Regions from separate parts of the Homo sapiens genome. Here all the other regions are linked to region 1. The links are chromatin contacts, found by Hi-C or POLR2A ChIA-PET in ENCODE. All regions are on one chromosome and are shown on one strand. Each heading gives the region's core, a stretch centred on a gene start or an enhancer-like site at or near the end of the contact. The rest is flanking DNA. Distances are from core to core; before and after follow the strand shown.

The links. Hi-C counts contacts between places; a loop is a spot of excess contacts on that map. ChIA-PET counts read pairs that join two places held with the same protein, here RNA polymerase II (POLR2A). Pooled maps may share reads with other maps.
Region 2: a pooled map shows a loop between it and region 1 (4-fold over the local background). The contact joins two enhancer-like sites. A Hi-C loop is called at or near these places in 3 of 168 maps with a recorded cell type or tissue (CD4-positive, alpha-beta T cell, Caco-2 and PC-3) and 7 of 50 pooled maps. POLR2A ChIA-PET finds 5 or more read pairs at or near these places in 2 of 52 experiments (GM10248 and RWPE1).
Region 3: a pooled map shows a loop between it and region 1 (2.4-fold over the local background). The contact joins two enhancer-like sites. A Hi-C loop is called at or near these places in 2 of 168 maps with a recorded cell type or tissue (Caco-2 and PC-3) and 3 of 50 pooled maps. POLR2A ChIA-PET finds 5 or more read pairs at or near these places in 2 of 52 experiments (GM10248 and IMR-90).

What each region holds. Positions count from the first base shown.
Region 1 is chr9:111,837,962-111,841,227 of GRCh38, reverse strand. It overlaps the pseudogene RNU6-1013P. Among named protein-coding and RNA genes, the nearest start is that of SHOC1, 45 kb to the right of the region's middle. RefSeq lists an enhancer at 62-231. Within about 2 kb of position 1,752, at least 3 of the 41 ENCODE cell types and tissues checked have a DNase peak (open chromatin) inside an H3K27ac peak, as active enhancers do.
Region 2 is chr9:112,030,966-112,033,465 of GRCh38, reverse strand. LINC02977 (long intergenic non-protein coding RNA 2977) reads left to right here. Exons shown (of 3, transcript NR_186812.1): 2 at 2,301-2,398. Among named protein-coding and RNA genes, the nearest start is that of LINC02977, 8.2 kb to the left of the region's middle. RefSeq lists enhancers at 891-1,180, 1,311-1,400. Within about 2 kb of position 1,250, at least 4 of the 41 ENCODE cell types and tissues checked have a DNase peak (open chromatin) inside an H3K27ac peak, as active enhancers do.
Region 3 is chr9:112,010,965-112,014,230 of GRCh38, reverse strand. No RefSeq gene overlaps it. Among named protein-coding and RNA genes, the nearest start is that of LINC02977, 28 kb to the left of the region's middle. RefSeq lists enhancers at 1,271-1,510, 1,551-1,600, 1,841-1,980, 2,091-2,140. Within about 2 kb of position 1,695, at least 30 of the 41 ENCODE cell types and tissues checked have a DNase peak (open chromatin) inside an H3K27ac peak, as active enhancers do.

The DNA of each region.
Region 1 (3,266 bases), core at 503-3,002:
TCAAACTCCTGACCTCAGGTGATCCTCCTGCCTCAGCCCCCCAAAGTTCTGGGATTACAGGCGTGAGCCATTGCACCCCACCGAACATTCAATTAAATTTGAATTTAAGCTAGATAAATAATTTTTTACTATAAGTACATGCCATGCAATATATGGAACATATACTAAAAATGCATCCATTGTTTGTCTAAAATTCAAAAGTAATTGTGGATCTTACATTTTAATTAGTTAAATCTGGCAAGCTTACATTTTGCTAATAATAAGTAAGGAAGCCAGGGTTCTCCAGTTTGCATAACAAACTGACCTTTTCAATTGGCTAGAAAACAGATATGAAGTAAATGGAGCCAAAGTGAAGAAGCCAGAGACCTGGAGATCTGAAATGGGTAGAAAGAACAGAAGGAGTGGGTCAGAAATGGGACTAGCAAGTGATGATGGAGCTAGGGCCAGTGACCTAGGGTCTATTCCTAGCATAGCCAGAATCCTACAGATACTACAGTTTGGTTTTGCTGCCAAACAAAATCCATCTCAGATCATGTGCATATCTTAATTTAACATTTTAGGCAGCTACAAATGAAGTGGAAAGGAGCCAAACGCTATGGACTGTCTCTACTGTGCTGACTAATTGCATTTTTGGCTTGGTGCTAGTTCACTTTGGGATTCACCTGTAATCTGAAATTTTATTTTTGCTAACTTTTGGTGTAGCCATCTTGTTTGTTTGCTACCTCATTTTCATAGAAAAACTTCCTTTTGGAAAACTTCAACTGCTCAGAGAAGAAAAGGATGTTTCCTATACCGAGGACTGGCTATATAATTTGTGGGGCTCAGTGCAAAATGAAAATGCCAGACTCTTTATTCAAGAGTTGTTACAGCCAGGCATGGGGGCTTGCATCTGTAATCCCAGCTACACAAGAGGCTGAGGCAGGAGGATCGCTTGAGTCCAGGAATTCAAGACCAGCCTGGGCAACACAGTAAGATCCTTTGTCTCTAAAAAAAATTTTTAAATTGTTAAGAATTTCAAGAAGTTTCAAGAGATCTATTGCACAACATGATGACTATCGTAAACAATAGTGTATTGCATACTTGAAAAATGGCCAAGAGAGTAGATTTGTAGTGTCCTCACCACAAAAAAATTATTAGCATGTGAAGTAATGAATATGTTAATTAGCTTGATTTAACCATTCCATAATGTATACATATATGAAAGCATCATTTTGTACATGATAAATATATATAATTTTTATTTGCCAATTAAAATTACTTTTAACTTTTTAAAAAATTTTATTTTTTATAAATAAAAATATGAAATGCTTCATGAATTTGTGTGTCATGCTTGCTCAGGGACAATGCTAATCTTCTCTGTATTGTTCCAATTTTAGTGTATATGCTGCCAAAGTGAGCACAAAGAAAAGAAAAGAAGAATTTCCAGAAGGAGACATTAAACTGAGTATGGGGTGCTTTTAAGTGCAGGACTCTGTGCAGCAACACAGATCGTACACTCATAAAGTCAACTCTGTGCATACCTCAGTCATGATAGAAAGATAAATCTGTATACTTAGAGAGAGGGACTGTGATGGGAGAAGTTTGGACTCATTTCAGAACTCACAAGGTCAGAAGGACATGGGCAGAGAGGGGAACACATGTAGGAAGGAGATGAGGTCAACTGAAACTATTGCTATAATTCTGAGATCTAGCAGGTTTCCTTTTTTTTGAGAGAGAGTCTCGCTGTGTCGTCCAAGCAGGAGTGCAGTGACGCAATCTCGGCTCACTGTAACTTCAGCACCGTGGGTTCAAGCAATTCTCCTCCCTCAGCCTGCTGAGTAGCTGGGATTACAGGCATGTGCCACGACACCCAGCTAATTTTTGTATTTTTAGTAGAGACGGGGTTTCGCCATGTTGGCCAGCCTGGTCTTGAACTCCTGACCTCAAATGATTCGACAGCCTTGGCCTCCCAAAGTGCTGGGATTACAGGCGTGAGCCACCACACCTGGGCTTTACATCTGATTTAAATTTTGTCTTATTGATTTCATACCAGCATTCCAGCCAATTGAGATCATTTTGGATATAGAGTCTGTAATTTATGATCTTAGCTTTGAGTCACCAGCTGATCTGGTAATTCTGCCATGCATGTCTTCATACACATTTCTGTTAAAACTATCTCACAGGGCAGGGCTAGGGAGAGACTGAATCCTCCACAAGACTTGCATCTGAGTGACGCAAAGACAATAATCCTACCATTTCAGGTGTGGCTCTGTCAAACATAGGAGTGTGTAAGAAGTCATAAAAGGAACCTATCTGACAATCCTTGGGACGTGAATGATCTGAAGAGTTATTTGAAATATTTTTTAGGGAAAATGTTATAAATACAAGTATCACCATTAGAAATATTAAACTACCTAGGGAAACACTGGTAGGCATAAGATATAAATTAAGGAAGAAAACAGGGAGCCAAAAAAAAAAAAAATAGGCAAAGAGGAAGGAAGCAGATCAAAAAGAAGGATAGAAAGATAAGAGAGAGACTCTCATTGACATCAGTTCTAAAAGTCCTGTGTCCTTGTTTTAAGATTTATCATTTCCTGTCCCTGAATGTAAAATGAGGCTAATAGCCAGTCTTTGAAGAGCCTTTTTTGTGAGTACAATAATTGGACTTATGGGCCACATCAAATAAAAGTCAGGATTTCCTGAGACTGATCCAAACTGACTTGGAACTCTTTGAGGTTTCGTTTCTTCTTGACACAGATGGTCATGCTCCCCGATCTTATGAAAAATGGAATTAACACTCTTCTGATTTGAATGAAATACTGCCAGGAAAATCAGCTGAGAATAATCGAGAAATTATTCCTTGACTATTCCTATTAACAACCATTGCCCTTAGCGAATAATAACTACTAAGAAAGAATTGAATGGATGAAAATTTTCCTTTGAGTTTCCTCTTCTCGTATTTGGTTCTGATTAAATGACATAGAATAAGATTTTATTCTTCTCAGCTTTTTAAGAATTCTACCAGAGAAGAGCGTTAAAAATAAGAGCTAATTTTATTGTACGTAAATGTCATCATTAGTAGGGCGGATGAGGACTCTCCTGTATCTGCATTCACACAATTTGCTCAAGTCATGCCACCTATACAATTTCACCATGTGCTCTCAGTTTTCCATGATGTTACTTATAATATCTCTTCTGCTTGGAATGTCCTTTTCCCCTTGCCTGCTTCCCCTAATTCTACTTGTCCTTTAAAGAATGAGTTCAAGCCTCACCTCCATAAACATATT
Region 2 (2,500 bases), core at 1-2,500, 190 kb before region 1:
AAAGGAAAATAAATGGTCTAAATTGAGCAACAAGAAAGTAAACTTTTAAGCAGGTACTTTCCAAGTGAAATGAGAACCGGAGATTGGGTCCAAAAGAGAGGATGCCCAGCCAGACTGAACTTTCAAGTGTTTTCCAACTGGAAAGCTCCAATGTCCTCTGATCTCAGTGAATTTCCAATCTAATTTCAAGGAAGTCCCTCAGGAGCCCCATTGCAAGGGTGGTTATAGAACCATTTACAACTGCTTTAATAAAACTAATGCTTATAAAGAAAGAAAACTTGTTTTTTAGTCATCCATAACACAAAAAAGTGAGGTTTGATGCACAGTAAAAGGAATCATTATTTAAGTTAGTCTGAGTTATATTGTATTTTGGAAATGCTCCACATTCAATATTTATGCCACATACTCTAAAACCAAAGTATGTAGATTAAAAAAAAACTATTTCCAGAAATAAGCTTGCTGAATCACCACAGGCTTAATTTATTTATTTTAACTACCAGTTTCCTGAATGTTTTTGTCTAATTGGCCTATCTGCAGTTGCCCTTGGTCCACCCTTGAGCCCACTCTTTAAGCCTGTCTGTCACTTAGAGAAGTACAAGTACTTCCTGCTGAGAATAAAGCCTTGATCGCAATTTCAGTGAATTATCAGGGAAGTGTGAGAATAAGTAGGAATAAATGTCTAAACATTTGGGAAAAACTTGTTTGCAATAAATGTGGTTAACAGAGAGTGAATAGGCTTACTACATAAAATTGTTACTCATCAATTAAAAAAACTGTACAATCCTCCTCCGGGGGAAAATGATCAGATATTTTAAGTCTGCTGATATTTTTCTCTGGATGTCAGACCTGTATACTTTGTCCTGCATTATTGGAGTATAATTGGCAAATAAAAGTTTTATGTATTTAAGGCATACAATGTGATGATATGATACACCTATACACTGTGACATGATTACCTCAATCAAGCTAATTAACACATCCATCACCTCACCTTTTTTGTGTGTGGTGAGAACACTTAGATTTACTCCTATAGCCCATTTCAGGTATACATTATTAACTCTAGTCACCATGCTATACATTAGATCTCCAAAACTTATTCATCTTGTAACTGAAAGTTTGTACTCTTTGACCAACATTCGCCATTCCTCCCCAACCCCTAACTTTGGTAACCACCCTTTTGCTCTCTGTTTCTATGAGTTCTTCTGTTTCGGTTCCACCTGCAAGTGAGATCATGCAGTGTTTGCCTTTGCCTTTCTGTGTCTGGCTTATTTCACTTAGCATTATGTCCTCTAGGTTCATGCATGTTGTTGCAAATGACAGGGATTTCCTCCTCTGCCTCTTCTTCCTTCTTCCTCCTCCTTCTCCTTCTCCTTCCCCTTCTTCTTCCCCTTCTTCCCCTTCTTTCTGTTTTTGCTTTGTTTTGTGTTTGTTTTTGAGATAAGGCTGGTCTTGAACTCCTGGGCTCAAGCAATCCTCCTGCCTCAGCCTACCAACTAGCTGGGGCTGGGTCTGCACGCATGCACCACCATGCCTAGCCGCCTTCATTTTTGGCTGAATGATATTCATGTGTGTGTATGAATATTTTCTTTATCCATTCATTTGTCTACAGGCACTCAGGTTGATACCGTGTCTTGGCTATTGTGAACGACTGTGTAATACATATGGGAGTGCAGATAACCTCTTCCACATACTGATTTTATTTCTTTTGGGTATATACCCAGAAGTGGGGTTGCTGGATCATACCGTAGTTCTATTTTTAATTTTTTGAGGAACTACCATACTGTTTTTCGTAGTGGCTGTACCCACTTACATTCCCACCAACAGTGTGCAAGGGTTTCATTTCTCCATATCTTCATCAACACTTGTTATCTTTTGACTTTTTGTTAATAGCCATTCTAACGGATGTGAAGTGAAAGCTCATTGTGGTTTTGATTTGCATTTCCCTGATGATTAGTGATGTCATACACCTTTTCATATACCTGTTGGTCACTTATATATCTTCTTTGAAAAAAATCTATTCAGGTTCTTTGCCCATTTTTAAAAAATCAGGTAACTTGCTTTTTTTTTTGCTGTTGAGTGGTATTAGTTCCTTACATATAATATTTTGGATATTAACTTTTTATTGATATATGGTTTAAAAATATTTTTTCCCATTCTATAGATTGCTTTTTTATTTTGTTGATTGTTTCCTTTGCTCTGCAGAAACTTTTAGTTTGATATAATCCCATTTGTCTTTTCTTGCTTTTGCTGTCTGGGCTTCTGCTGTCACACCTGTATTTTTGTTTTTGTTTTTGTACCAGAGAAAGTGAAGCAACAAATGAGGAACATGAGAACACTGGAGTAGAAAGCTGGGTGGGCATCAGACAGCTGACCAAAATTTTCACTATCAAAATGGCAGGTGAGATTTTTTTTTATATACTAGTTATCACAACATCTTCAACCTTTTCTTTTTTTTTTGAGACCGAGTCTTGCTCTGTTGCCCAGGTTGGAGTGCAATGGT
Region 3 (3,266 bases), core at 446-2,945, 170 kb before region 1:
GATGGCTTTTAAAGAAGTCTTATATTGGTCAGGCGCGGTGGCTCCTGCCTGCAATCCCAGCACTTTGGGAGGCCGAGGTGGGTGGATCACTGGAGGTTAGGAGTTTGAGACCAACCTGGCCAATGTGGCGAAACCCTATCTCCACTAAAAATACAAAAATTAGCCGGATGTGATGGCAGGCACCTGTAATCCCAGCTAGTCGGGAGGCTGAGGCGGGAGAATCGCTTGAACCCAGAAGGCAGAGGTTTCAGTGAGCCGAGATCACGCCACTGCACTCCAGTCTGGGCAACAGAGTGAAGCTCTGTCTCAAAAAACAAACAAACAAACAAAACAAAACAAACAGAAAAACCCTTATATTGAGTATTAGGATCTGTTTCTGGGCTAATTTGTCTCTCCTATTAATCTCTGCCAAATCCTGTGTGTTCAACTTTGATTTTATTCTTATAGTTTTATGATATTGTATGAAACTATATCCCATAGTTCTATAATTTTATAATTTTAATAGAGAGCAGAGCTAGTTTTCCCTGTTGGGCTTTTAGTTTTCAAAATTGTTTAGCTATTTGAAGCAGAATTCAGACTGACTCCTTCTATACCATCCAAATCCCTCTCCTCTTCCTCACTAGGGGCTGAAGAAGCTGAACACTCAAGTTCCCAATCTCCTTTGTTGCTCTGGGCAGACAGAAAGTACAGTTCCAGTTAATTAAGCAGAAGTGAGGTCTACTAGGGGAGTTTCTGGGAAAGTTTTTACTTCGCTGATACCGTGAACAACTGTGGCTGTTCCTTCTTTTTCCCCCTCTTTCTGTCTTGAAAGCAGATGTATGCTAACCATCTTGAACTTAAGAACCATTTTGTCAAGTTAAAAAAAAAAGTGAAGGCCGGGTATGGTGGCTCATACCTGTAATCCTAGTGCTTTGGAAGGCCAAGGTGGAAGGATTGCTGGAGCCCAGGAGCTGCAGGCTGGAGTGAGTTATGACTGCACCATTGCACTCCAGCCTGGGTGACAGAGCAAGATCCTGTCTCTAAAAAAAAAAAAAAAAAGAAATTAAGTCAGTTAAGCCAGGCGGCTTTGTACAGCTCTGTGGAATGACAGAACTTATAAAATGTCCTTTCTCTAGAGCTGTGGGGAAAATGAGGCAAATACTGTATGGGCAACCTCCTGAATGTGTTTCATTTATTCATCTATAATAGCAGGGCTTGGATAAATCTTTCCTATATGCTATGTGTGGGGCTAAGAAATGACCTTATTGTCAAAGGTTGATGAATGCACAGATACAGGGTAAGAAGCCAATCTGGAATGATGGTTTCCATTTTCCACTTGAGAGTTTAAGCCTGGGCAGCAGATACCTGCTCTGTGAACTCTTTACATGAGCAACTTCCCAGCACAAATTGTTCTCATTTCCCAGGCTCACATGTCCACCAGTCCCTACTTTCTGAGGATGACTTTTTCTGTCTCAGATTCCCTTGTGTAGGGAACATTCTCTTCCAGTGAACCTGGCTACCCCACTGGAGCTTGTGGCTGTAGGAGACATGCTTGGAGCCAGTTGTTACTACAGGGGCCTGAGATAAGCCAAGGGTACCAGATGACTGTGAATTACAGGCACTGTTGAGTGTGTGCTTTGAGACCAGAAAGAGGAAAGCTTTTTACTCAAAGCAGAAGTAAAACAGGCTTTTGTGGGGGAAGTGGAAATTAGCTGGTAGGAGTTCTTTGTACCACACATATAAAAATAGGAGTGCTCCTGGAGAGGAGTGCAGCTGGCAGGGACCTGTGGTTGGTCAAAGTGATCAGCAACGTTGCTTGCAAGCCAAAACCATGAGTCACCTTCAGTGGAGCCTGGTGTCCTGAATCCAACACTTTCCTTCTTTGTCCCCATAACTGTGACCTCCCTTCAGAGGTTTTCTGAGGAAACTCAAGACCTGTACCCATTGAAATATGGAGGGACAGCCTGACCTCTTAAGCTTAGAATGTTGAGGCCTGAGCTTGCTCTGGGGCTAGAAAGCTCTGATCCTAGGCCGGATAATTTACTGAGTTATTTGTCTTTGTTTTCTTTGTACATTACTCAGCCTTCAGGGCAGGTAGCCAGGACTTTGAGCTTTCAGGGCCCAAAGAAGAAGCCTGCACATCACTTTCCGTCCTGACTTTTTCCTCCTTCACTCTGAGGGATTTGAGCATGCTGCGCTAGGAGAAGAAGTGGTAGAGTGTTTTTGAGAGACACAGTCCTTAAGATTATTCCCCAAGGGAAGGAAAGGATATGCACAGTTTTTAAAATAATGGGGCTCTGTGGCCCACCCTCCATAGAATCTCAGGAAGATGACAGGGTGTCCGGGAGCCATGACTGCATGTTGAGCCTAGAAAGGTCTTTCTGACTCTGGGTATGGAGGCTCTCAGCTCTGGCAAAGATTTCCAGGGGAACAACAGGGATGTCCAACTTCACTCTATAAGCTTGGCCAGCAGGCAACTTGGTGGAAACCTCGTAGATAAGGGGTTGGCCCATAGGTCAAATCTGGGCCGTCGTCTGTTTTTGTATAACCTATGAGCTTAGAATGGTGACATTTTAAAGTGTTTGGGAAAAAAAATCATATTTTATGACCCATGCAATTATATGAAATTCAAATTTCAGTGTCCATAAATAAAGTCTTCCTGGGATACAGTCAAGTTCATTCATTTTCCTACTGTCTACGGCTGCTTTTAAGCAACAATGGTAGAGTTGAGTGGTTGTGACAGAGAGCTGCTTGGATTGCAAAGCCTAAAATATTGACTATCTGTTCTCTACAGAAAAAGTTTGTGGATCTCTGATGTAAACCAATGACCAGACATACCGCATGAATGTTTGGCTTCACATAAACACTCCTGGCCATTAGCTCTGGGACTGGGCATGGGATTTGGAGGTGGGGAAGAGAAGGCAATCCTCTCAACCTCTGAAATTAAATTTCCCACTAGCTGAGCAGAAAGGAAGCTCAGTGTCATGCCTACCATAATTTAAAGTAAGTAAAGCCATATGAACTTTCTGGAACATTCAGGTTTGTGTTGCAAATTGATTCCTATCATGCTTTATCTCATAAGCCTCCCTGGCAAAGACTTTCTATTAGACAATCATGGCTTTTGTTTTACTGGTTCCATTATGGAAGTAACACCCTTAGGTCTCCTCAATCTCAGCGTGTCCAAATCCTACCATTAGAGCCCAACTTAAACATTCTCCCTCCTCTCTGCCCCTAGTAGTCTTGACCTGCTTTTTCGACTTGCAGGTCCACCTAAGATTTTTCGGCAT